Linked DNA regions of Homo sapiens: region 1 is linked to region 2. The links are chromatin contacts, found by Hi-C or POLR2A ChIA-PET in ENCODE. All regions are on one chromosome and are shown on one strand. The core of a region is the stretch at or near the end of the contact, and the rest is flanking DNA. Distances in the headings are between cores, read along the strand shown. Region 1 has its middle 95 kb from the start of LINC02156. Region 2 has its middle 23 kb from the start of LINC02156.

Region 1 (5,842 bases), core at 1,517-4,016, 120 kb after region 2:
TTAGTGAGATGCAAAATATTAGGGAAGGAATGAGTTTGCTTGGGGGAAAATAAAGGGTTCTGTGGGGAGGTTGAGTTTTAGAGGATGACTATGCTGTTGGGTACATGAGACTGGAGTTGTGGGGAGAGGTTGGGACAGGAGATAGAATTTGGGGAGTTATCAGTTTATGGATAATCCTTAATGCCATGAAACTGAGGAAGATGTCTTAGGGAGAATGGAGAGAAAAAAGAGGCTCAGGACTGATGTCTTCCAACATTTAGAGGTCAAGAAAAAGCAAAGGAGCCAGCAAAGGAGACTGACAAGGGAGCAGCCAGTGCAGTTCAAGGAAAACTAGGAGTTTAACGTCTAGGATGGAAACAACTGAGAAGAGCGCATCAAGAAGGAGAGCCAAAGTCTGGGGCACATGCTGCTGAGCATTAGCAGAGTCCCACTGACTCTCTCTTCCTTGTTTTTCTAAATATGCTTCCTTCTCCCCAAACCCATGACTCTTCTCTTAGTCCAGAAATACAATGGCCTTTCAATGAAGTGCCTCGCCTCTTGATTCAGCTTCCTACAATCCACACTGCATGCTATCCTGTGTGGGCAATTTCTCTAAAATGCCAACACTATTATGTCACACCCAGATTTAAAACTGTGCAATGGCTCTCCATTACCCATAAAATAGAATCCTAACTTATTAATATTTCCTATGAGGCTATCACCTGGAGCTTAACTCCCTCCCCAACAGATCCAGCATTATCGTCTCCCACACATCCTGTGCTATACCCCAATTCACCACATCTAATGTGCCATGCTTTTTTTCTTTAACCTCCATGGAGTTCCTCTTGGCTGGTACTGTTCCATCTGGCTGAAATACTTTTCCCCACTCTAGTCCTTCTGACACGTCTCAGTATATAGTTCTCAGTTCTAGAGTTATTTTCTCTGTAAAAGTTTCCCCTGATCTCCCCTAAACATATTAGACATTGTCCATTCTACTATCCCATAACTTGCCATAAACACCTCAATTATAGCACTGTCCATGCTCAAATGGTATTTCTTGAGCACTGGTTTTTAATGAGTCGCTAATCCCCCGAGAGAGAGAACATTTTCGTGGAAGTATAGTCATATAGACATTAGAACTTTTATAAAATCTTTGAGGTCTTGTTCTTTCAATGTATACGTATGGGCTTCTCACAGGAACCAAATGCTGTACATGGCACTGGGAGCATTAAAAAGAAAATCCATGGGCCCCACTCGTAAGGAACTTATGGTTTAATCATATTATAAAAAGCAGTTGCAATACACATGGAGAGTGCTATAATTGAGGTGTTTATGGCAAGTACGGGACCATTTGACCCAGCCATACCATTACTGGGTATATACCCAAAGGATTATAAATCATGCTGCTATAAAGACACATGCACATGTATGTTTATTGTGGCACTATTCACAATAGCAAAGACTTGGAACCAACCCAAATGTCCAACAATGATAGAATGGATTAAGAAAATTAAGAAAATGTGGCACATATACACCATGGAATACTATGCAGCCATAAAAAATGATGAGTTCATGTCCTTTGTAGGGACATGGATGAAGCTGGAAACCATCATTCTCAGCAAACTATTGCAAGGACAAAAAACCAAACACTGCATGTTCTCACTCATAGGTGGGAATTGAACAATGAGAACACATGGACACAGGAAGGGGAACTTCACAAACCGGGGACTGTTGTGGGTTGGGGGGAGGGGGGAGGGATAGCATTAGGAGATATACCTAATGCTAAATGACGAGTTAATGGGTGTAGCATACCAACATGGCACATGTATACATTGTAACAAACCTGAACGTTGTGCACATGTACCCTAAAACTTAAAGTATAAAAAAAACAAAAAACAAAAAACAGTGCTAACTAACCTGGCTCTTACCTGCACGTTTGGGATGAATGTAGTGCCCAAATAGTGCCAGATTACGGGCCCCTGGTCATTGTTCTGTTTTGTGATTCACCAGAGGCCATTTCTGACCATTTCCTTCAGGTGCTCAAAATTGTGAGCCATGCAGCTAGCTCCTTACATTAGGAAAAAAACCTGCTCATCCCATTTATTGGAAGCCCAGAGCGATATTACTTCAATTAAATTGATTCAGTATTTGTCAAAGTTCTCCCAGCTACAGAAATCGCGCCTTGAAACAATCAGAAGGAAAATTTAACCTGGCAAGACTCTACATTTTTATTAATATAATTTTTAAAGACAGTGCCTTATATAACCCAGTCATAATCCCTCTAGGATAAGATAGAGAGAGGGGAGGGAAAAAGACTACATTAGCTTGGAGTTGAAATCATTTATTGTGAAGATTCATGGAAAGCACTATAAAGTCAGATTCTGGCATTTAAGAAAATAGAAAATACTTTAGTATTTCCCTGGCACTAGGTTACATAATAGTAGGCACATGGTCACCCTGTCTTGTTTTTTTCTGTCTTTGCACCTAAAAAAAAGCTATTTCAAGATAATCTACTGCTGAAAAATCAAAAAGATAAAGTTCAGGCTTCAGAGTGTTATTAAAGCAGGCACTTTGACCTCTCAAAACTTGACCTCTTAGAGGCCAACTATTCTAGCTCTTCCCTCTGTGTTTCATCAGAAGTAATTGAAACATACCAGAAGACTGAGAATCTGTTCTATTTTTAGAGGCCTAGAAAATAAATCTCCATCATTAACTCATTTCCCTCTACACTAACCCTCTGAAACTTCTTCCGCATGTCCAAAGGCCCTCAGGCTTCCTTTGCCTTCCTCCAAACCTGATCAACACCATCCATAAAACCACTTCTTGCTATTGGAATGCTCTTGGCTGCACTTAACAGAAACCCTGATGTAAACTAACTCAGGAAACTTACCATATCTCCCCACAGCAAATCTGAGGTCATGTGGACTCTGGAGTTGTTTGATTTTGTGACTCAAGAATATCCTTGAGGATACCAAGCTCAGAACTTGTTTTAACTTGTTTTAATGTCAGGCTGGTAGCAAGATCCAGTACACATGCAGACAGGACAAAATCCAGAGAGAGAAGAGCCATCGCTTCTTCCTACGTATCCTCTTAGAAAAAAGAAAGCCTTTTTTGGAAATTCATCAGCAGACTTCCTTCCACGTTTCTTGGTCACAATTGGCTATTCTTGAACCAGGTATTGCAAAGAAGGACAAAATGTTCACATTCAACTGATCACAAGTAGCATAGACCACAAAGACCACTACATCTGTTTGTCCTTCCTTCTGCTGTTTCTATCTGGCCTCCGGCCCTGGTATAGGGTATGTACCCTATACAGTTTACTCCACTAATTGGGAAGAAAGATGAAAAAGAGAAGGAAAAGAGAACAAATAGGAGTGCAGGGATAGATCAAGACTGTAATTCGGTATACAACTTAAAAGTGGAAGAACTGAATTTATTGAACAGAATCTTTTCTATATTTTTTTAAGTAAGTGAGTTAGATCACATGTTACTAGAGTTTTCATTTAACCTTAAAAAGTTGTGATCTGACTATTGATAGGAGCATTGGCAGTGAAGTCAGACAAGCACTTGTGTCTTTAGGTCAAGTAGTTTAATTGTATTGAGCCTTGGTTTCTTTGTCTGAAAAATAGAAATAATAATCACCTTGTTGGTTGCTGTTAGCACTAGAAATATCATACGACCAGTGCTAGCATCACACCTGGTACTTTATATATAGACAATTAATTTTTTAAAAAAGTTGTTTACAATAAAAAGACAAGGAATTTGAGATGCTGGAGAAGTCACCAAGAAAGTTGACAACAGGGACCCCGGAAAGGCCAAATACTTTTGATTGATGATCATAGAGGGTAACTGCCAATATTGAATCATTCATTGTACTAAATGCTTTACTTATGTTGTCTCACCTAAACTTGTATTGCTTTCCTCGTTTTGCAGATGGGCATTCAGAAGGTCATATGACTGGTAAGTGGATGAGCCTGCTTGGAGATCTGGATTTGCCTTCTGCCGAAGCGCAGGCTCCTGACCAGCACAGGGTCATGTTTCCAGACATACGTCCCTTTATTCAAGGTTACCTGGGTTGTGCATTCTGAACAAACCAGGCTAACACAGTATCCTAGTTTTTAGACTTCTTTGACTTGTGCTTTATTTATATATAGAATCTTTTAATAAACGAGGTATTGACGGGACATATCTTAAAATAATAAGAGCTATTTATGACAAACTCACAGCCCATATCATACTGAATCAGCAAAAACTGGAAGCATTCCCTTTGAAAACTGGCACAAGACAGGGATGCCCTCTCTCACCACTCCTATTCAACAAAGTATTGGAAATTCTGGCCAGGGCAATCAGGCAAGAGAAAGAAATAAAGGGTATTCAATTAGGAAAAGAGGAAGTCAAATTGTCCCTGTTTGCAGATGACATGATTGTATGTTGAGAAAACCCCATCATCACAGCCCGAAATCTCCTTAAGCTGATAAGAAACTTCAGCAAAGTGTCAGGATACAAAATCAATGTGCAAAAATCACAAGCATTCTTATACACCAATAACAGACAAACAGAGAGCCAAATCATGAGTGAACTCCCATTCACAATTGATTCAAAGAGAATAAAATACCTAGGAATCCAACTTACAAGGGATGTGAAAGACCTCATCAAGGAGAACTACAAACCACTGTTCAAGGAAATAAAAGAGGACACAAACAAATGGGAGAACATTCCATGCTCATGGATAGAAAGAATCAATATTGTGAAAATGGCCATACTGCCCAAGGTAATTTATAGATTCAATGCCATCCCCACCAAGCTATCAATGACTCTCTTCACAGAATTGGAAAAAAACAACTTTAAAGCTCATATGGAAACAAAAAAGAGCCTGCATTGCCAAGACAATCCTAAGCAAAAAGAACAAAGTTGGAGGCATCATGCTACCTGACTTCAAACTATACTACAAGGCTACAGTAACCAAAACAGCATGGTACTGGCACCAAAACAGAGGTATAGACCAATGGAACAGAATAGAGTCATTGGAAATAATACCACACATCTACAACCATCCGATCTTTGACAAACCTGACAAAAACAAGCAATGGGGAAAGGATTTCCTATTTAATAAATGATGCTGGGAAAACTGGCTAGCCATTTGTAGAAAGCTGAAACTGGATCCCTTCCTTACACCTTATACAAAAATTAATTCAAGATGGATTAAAGACTTAAATGTTAGACCTAAAACTATAAAAACTCTATAAGAAAACCTAGGCAATACCATTCAGGCCATAGGCATGGGCAAGGGCTTCATGACTAAAACACCAAAAGCAGTGGCAACAAAAGCCAAAACTGACAAATGGATCTAATTAAACTAAAGAGCTTCTGAAACAGCAAAATAAACTACCATCAGAGTGAACAGGCAACCTACAGAATGGGAGAAGATTTTTACAATCTACCCATCTGACAAAGGGCTAATATCCAGAATCTATAAAGAATGTAAACAAATTTACAAGAAAAAGTCAAACAGCCCCATCAGAAAGTGTGCAAAGGATATGAAAAGGCACTTCTTAAAAGAAGACATTTATGCAGCCAACAGACACATGAAAAAATGCTCATCATCACTGGCCATCAGAGAAATGCAAATCAAAACCACAATGAGATACCATCTCACACCAGTTAGAATGGCGATCATTAAAAAGTCAGGAAACAACAGGTGCTGGAGAGGATGTGGAGAAATAGGAACACTTTTATACTGTTCATGGGACTGTAAACTAGTTCAACCATTGTGGACGACAGTGTGGCAATTCCTCAACGATCTAGAACTAGAAATGCCATTTGACCCAGCCATCCCATTACTGGGCATATACCCAAAAGATTA
Region 2 (5,954 bases), core at 2,587-5,086:
CTATGCAGCAGCAGAAGGGTGTAAGACCTTCAGAGAGTCCCTTGAGGATAGAGGGTACTTGGAAAGACAGCAGAAGGGGAAGAGAAGGAAAGACCCCTTCCTTGGGCATTGCTTCCACCTGAGTAGAAATCAGGCAAGGAAAATCCTCACCAGAGGGAGAGTATATAAAACAAAAAGTTGGAGAAAAATCTCAGCATTCTGAAAGGAGCACTCTATAAGAATTTTAAATGTAGATCCTCAACTAAAAGCATCAAAATTTGGGAAGGTGAATAAATCGTATGTGTGTAATGAGTGTGGAAAGTCATTCCAGAAAAAAAAAAAAACACACCATAAAATGCATATGAAAATACATACCTACTTGAGTTATGAGGGTGGGAAAGCTTTATTTATTTATTTATTTTTTGGAGAGGGGGATGGAGTCTCACTCTGTTGCCCAGTCTGGAGCACAGTGGCACCATCTCTGCTCACTGCAACCTCCGCTTCCTGGGTTCAAGCGATTCTCGTGCCTCAGCCTCCTCAAGCAGCTAGGACTACAGGCATGTGCCACCATGCCCAACTAATTTTTATATTTTTAGTAGTGACAGAGTTTCGCCACGTTGGCCAGGCTGGTCTTGAACTTTTGACCTCAAGTGATCTGCCCGCCTCAGCCTCTCCAAATGCTGGGATTACACTGTGCCCGACCAGGGTGGGAAAGCTTTTATAAGAGCTCAGTTCTCACCTTTAAAAAATATAAACTGGGGGTGACCATTTAAATGTAATCACTATGGAAAACCCTTTGGGCAGAACCCTGACCTTATTGAACATTAGAGAATTCTTACCACGGAGAAACCATATAAATATGTGAATGGGAAAAACAGTTAACTACGAGTCACACCTTATTTAACATGAGGAACTTGATGGTGGAGAGAGCTTATTCTTGTAAAGAGGGTGCAGTCCTACCAACCTTAGATAGGTCACAGGCAAATCCACATGTGCTCTGGGACATAAAATTATGCATTACTATATATTGTAGCAGACACCACAAAATCAAACCTCTAGAAATACAGTCATTGTGGGAAATCCTTTTTTTGGGAGTTCAAATTTTACTACATATCAGATTATATTAAGGTGACGGTCATTGTGAGAAAATTTCTTTTTAAGGATACTTGCATATGGCTTACACGGGAGATAGACAGATGATAGATGACAGATAGATAGATAGATAGATAGATAGATAGATAGATAGATAGATAGATATAGATATAGATTTTTTATTTTTTGAGACAGGGTCTGACTCTGTCACCCAGGTTGGAGTGCAGTGGTGTGATCTCTGCTCACTGCAGCTTCCTCCTCCTGGGCTGAAGCAATCCTCCTGCCTCAGCCTCCCAAGTAGCTAGGACTACAGGCGTAAGCCACCTTGCCCGGCTAACTTTTTTTTTTGTAGAACAGGGTTTCACCATGTTGGCCAGGCTGGTCTCAAACTCCTGAGCTCAAGTGATCCTCCTGCCTTGGTGTCCCAAAGTGCTGGGATTACAGGCGTGAGCCACCACACAGCCAGGAGACAGATCTTATAATAAAATATGCAGATGTTAAAAGACACACTTAGGTACAATAAAACTTTAATGAGTTTATTTGAGCATTCAGTGATTCGTAATTCAGTCAGCACCAGACAGGAAGCAGTTTGACATTTCACCTAGGGGGCAAGAGGGGAAACTTTTATGAGGTGTAGTGGAAAGTCCTAGTTAGAGGTTAGTTGGTGGATTTTCTGATTCGTTAAGCTTAAGTTTCCTTTTAGTTTTACATTAAGTTTGGGCTAAGGTTTTCTTAAGTAAGAACCTGAGGTACTGAGGCTATCTCAGACTAATGGCCTCCCAGTTAATTTATTTAACATGGGAAAGAGAGAGCAAGAAGGAAAGAATAGGAAGGAAGGAAAGAAGGAAGGAAGGAAGTGGGGAAGGAAAGAAAGAAGGAAGGGATGGAGAGAAAACCTTTGGGTAAAATAAAGCTCAAAGGTTTTTTTTAGTCCGAAGATCCCACAAGCAAATTCTGACAAGGAAAAACATCAGAATTCATGGGCATGGGAGCGTTGCAGGAGGAAGAAGGATGAGAAGCAGGGATGCTGGGTCATCCCCTCTCACATTTAGGGGTCTCTGAAAGAGAGGCAACTGCAGACCAGGCCAGCACTGAGCCAATAACCAACTCCCTGCTGTGAGCCTTGCCAATGTGTTGCCCCTGTGGCCGCCACTCCCCACCTCACATACCCACACACTGGCAGTGGGTGCTTCCCAGCAAAAGCACAGGGGGCCCAGAAGTCAGCCATGACAACATCGCCTTGTTCTAACTAGACTCGAGGGCTGAAGCCAGTGACGTTCAAGGGATGTGGGTTTTCTGAGGTCTGGCGAGGAACCCTGGCAGTGTCTGTCTCTGTCACCGTGTTTGGAAGAAGGCTAATTGTTCATCCCAGGCCAGTGTCCAGCGAAGCTGGATCAGTTTCCTCTCCTTCCACTCCCATCTACATGCTAGGAGGGGCTGGGTGCATTGTGACCAGCCAGGGCACGGATTTGGCCCTCCCTGCAGAGCCTGCTTCTGTTCCTTCTCCCTTTCCATCTCCCAGAGTTCTCACCTACCTCCCACCCACCTCCTTGAGATCCGGTTCTCTAATAAAGCTAGTCGGATGAATAAGCCAAGGCTCACAGAGGGCTATTTTGGCAAGCATACACCTATGCTTAGGAGGATCCCCCAACAAATCACTAAAATAGTCAGACCTCAACTGGGCTAGAATGCCAGGAGGGTCCAATCAGAACTCCTAGCTCTGCTACACATAAGAAGAGTTAGATGAGTTTTCTCCAATACTCAGACGCCTCATCTGTTAAACAGGCATAGCAATGCCTTCCTCCCAGGGTTTTATGAGAACCAGGAAAGATAGTGTCATCGTGCTTTAGTTCAGTGTGTGGCACAAAAGGAGGGCACTTCAAAGCAGTAGTGGAGGCTGGGTGCGGTGGCTCAAGCCTGTAATCCCAGCACTTTGGGAGGAAGAGGTGGTCGGATCACCTGAGGTCAGGAGTTCGAAACCAGACCGGCCAATATGGCAAAACCCCATCTCTACTAAAAATACAAAAATGTATCAAGTGTGGTGGCACGTGCCTGTAATCCCAGTTACTCGGGAGGCTGAGACAGGAGAATTGCTTGAACCAGGAGGCGGAGGTTGCAGTGAGCCAAGATCACACCACTGCACTCCAGCCTGGGCAACAGAGCAAGACCCCATCTCAAAAAAAAAGAGCAGTAGTGAGCCGAACAAAGACATACAAATGTGTAGTTTAAAACTATATTTATAATAATAGAATCAGCAACACCAATGAAGTATACAGCATTACTAATATTGTCCTCAAGTAGAAATTTTAGTCACTGAGGTAGAGGAAGTAGAAAACTTATTTTAGAGCCTGTGGCACTTGGTCCCCAGCTGTGAGTAAAACCTATCCTATTTCAAACTATCATATGTCTTTGGGTCTCTAAATAGTCCCCAAAGTGAAGAACATGCAGTGTAGTGTTTCCTAAAAGAAAGGTACTACATTGTCCATATCGTTTTTTTCAAAAATCAATTTGCCTAGGCCCTCGTTGACTTGTCAATTTGTTATTTTGCCAGCAGAATATATAATTTCTTTTTATAACCTGACCTTATTTTGCAGTACTGTCCTAAGGAAATGTGAAAATACTCATCGTACAAAAGAAAGAGAAATAGCCATCCAGGGCAAGATAAGAAAGAGCAGAGGGACTCAAGTCAGGGCAAAGCAATGAGACTGAAAGAGGAGGGAGGAGAGGGTAAGGAAATGAACAAGCAAATACTCTGGAAGCCAGCCAAGTCCCAGATGCGAACTCCTGGTGAGTCTGTCAATCCACAGATTGTGCCGTTTCATTTGCATTTCTATTTCTTCTTAAGGCAATGATGTATATTTCATTTCATCTTTTATTTTGTTTATGATTTAATTATGAGAAGATAAGGAATCTAGGCACGAAGGAAGTTATTCTTTCCCCCCAAGTGCTACATCTGTTAGAGGTTGGATATAAGTGAATTAATTGCCAAAAATATCTGAGGGGGAAGCCACGTTTGCTCTTCAGTTTCATTACCAGGGATTGCCAGAGCTTCATTCCAACATCCCATCCTTGTTATTGAAAAACAAGTACTTACCAGTAAAGGGTGCCAACACTTAAACAATGAAGAGATGGTTTAATCAGACAGGATTCTTCTTCTACTCCCAAATATCATTGCTTCCACAATGTAGGAGTCTACTTATGAGTGTTCAAGTCACGCACACACACACGCATGTGCACACATCCACAAATATACTGTACTGGCTCAGTAAACATTTACTCCACTGCTGTTGAATTATTAAATATTGAATAAATACACAGGTAATTTAGTACTTTTGATGAAAAGGCAATTTATCCAACAAATATATTTTGTTAAGCTCTCTCTGGTTTAACGTAATGGTGGAATTCCCTAGGAACATAGGAATTTTTCTTGCTTTCAAGAAAATTCCAGGGGCAGCTCATCAGAAACAACCACAATAAAAGTGTGACAGGTCAAAAAGTATTAGTATGTGCACTGGTACTAACTGGATTGTGTGCTGCTTTTGTTTCCCCTTTTACAGTCAAAGAGAATTTTCCAAGAACCAGCCCCACCACCTCCCTACCTACCTTTGCCACCTTTTTCCTTTCTCAGGAAAATTCTCTCTTCCCCGGTTACTTGAACTTTTGTAACACCAACTGAGGGGAAGGGTGAGGGGAGGAGAAAGACTGAAGAGGCAGGGGACCAAGGGGAGGACGTGGGCCTAGAGTCTGAGTGAATCACATCCCGAGGTGAGTGTAGGTTGTAGAGGAAGAGATGGGGAAAAAGAGGGGATTTTCCTCTGAGATGCCACATGATGTTCATTTCACCCTGTAGTCTCACCGTGCCCCTCCATAGAGTTAAAAGCCAACCTCATGCTAGGAATTCCTAGCATTTTTAACTCAGGCTTTGACTATACTCCAGAGCTCCAGATCCACTTGGACTTTGTTTAAGAAACATCTCAAATTTACCTTGTCCAAAACAAAGCATTTGTTTAGCACCCCTTAAAAACGTGTTTCTCGGCAGGGCGCAGTGGCTCACGCCTGTAATCCCAGCACCTTGGGAGGCCGAGGCGGGTGGATCACAAGGTCAGGAAATCGAGACCATCCTGACTAACACGGTGAAACCCCGTCTCTACTAAAACTACAAAAAAATAGCTAGGGGTGGTGGTGGGCGCCTGTAGTCCCAGCTACTCAGGAAGCTGAGGCAGGAGAATGGCGTGAACCCGGGAGGCGGAGCTTGTAGTGAGCCGAGATCAAGCCACTGCACTCCAGTCTGGGCTACAGAGTGAGACTCTGTCTCAAAAAAAAACACAAAGACCTGAAGAGTCATCCTTGATTTTTCTCTCTACACTTGTAATAACTCCTTCAGTGAGTGCTGTCAGTGTACCTCCAAATACAGTCGAAATGACCCCGGGGAGTGGGGGTGGGAATTCTATATCAGGAGTATCAAAGTGTGGAACTTAGTAAAGTCCAAATCTGGTAGGCCTCACTCTAGTCTTTCTTCTTAATTTTTTTTAAATCAATACATTGTAACTGTACATAGTTATGGGATACAATTTGATATTTCCATACATCTATGTTGTATAATGATCAAATTGGCATTTAGCATATCCATTACCTTGTGAATTTATCCTTTCTTAGTGGTAAGGACATCCAAAAGTGTCTCTTCTAGCTATTTTGTAATATACAATAATTTACTCTTAACCATAGTCATCTGAATGTGCAACAGAACTTATCCCTCCTCTCTAATTGTAACTTTGTGCGAGTTAACCAACTTCTTCCTATCCTCCCTGCTCCAGTCTTTCTCACCACCCTGGTGGCACTGCTGCAGGGCCAAGGTCATTGCCTGTCTGGACCCCATGTCTAGC

Evidence for each region. A loop is a pair of places that touch in the nucleus more often than their neighbours do. ChIA-PET counts read pairs that join two places held with the same protein, here RNA polymerase II (POLR2A).
Region 1: a loop to region 2 is called in a map of aorta, with 2.2 times the contacts of the local background. The contact joins two enhancer-like sites. A Hi-C loop is called at or near these places in 2 of 168 maps with a recorded cell type or tissue (aorta and ascending aorta). POLR2A ChIA-PET finds 5 or more read pairs at or near these places in 1 of 52 experiments (activated CD4-positive, alpha-beta T cell).

The regions. Positions count from the first base shown.
Region 1 is chr12:47,506,870-47,512,711 of GRCh38, forward strand. No RefSeq gene overlaps it. Among named protein-coding and RNA genes, the nearest start is that of LINC02156, 95 kb to the left of the region's middle. Within about 2 kb of position 2,767, at least 3 of the 41 ENCODE cell types and tissues checked have a DNase peak (open chromatin) inside an H3K27ac peak, as active enhancers do.
Region 2 is chr12:47,389,436-47,395,389 of GRCh38, forward strand. No RefSeq gene overlaps it. Among named protein-coding and RNA genes, the nearest start is that of LINC02156, 23 kb to the right of the region's middle. Within about 2 kb of position 3,837, at least 14 of the 41 ENCODE cell types and tissues checked have a DNase peak (open chromatin) inside an H3K27ac peak, as active enhancers do.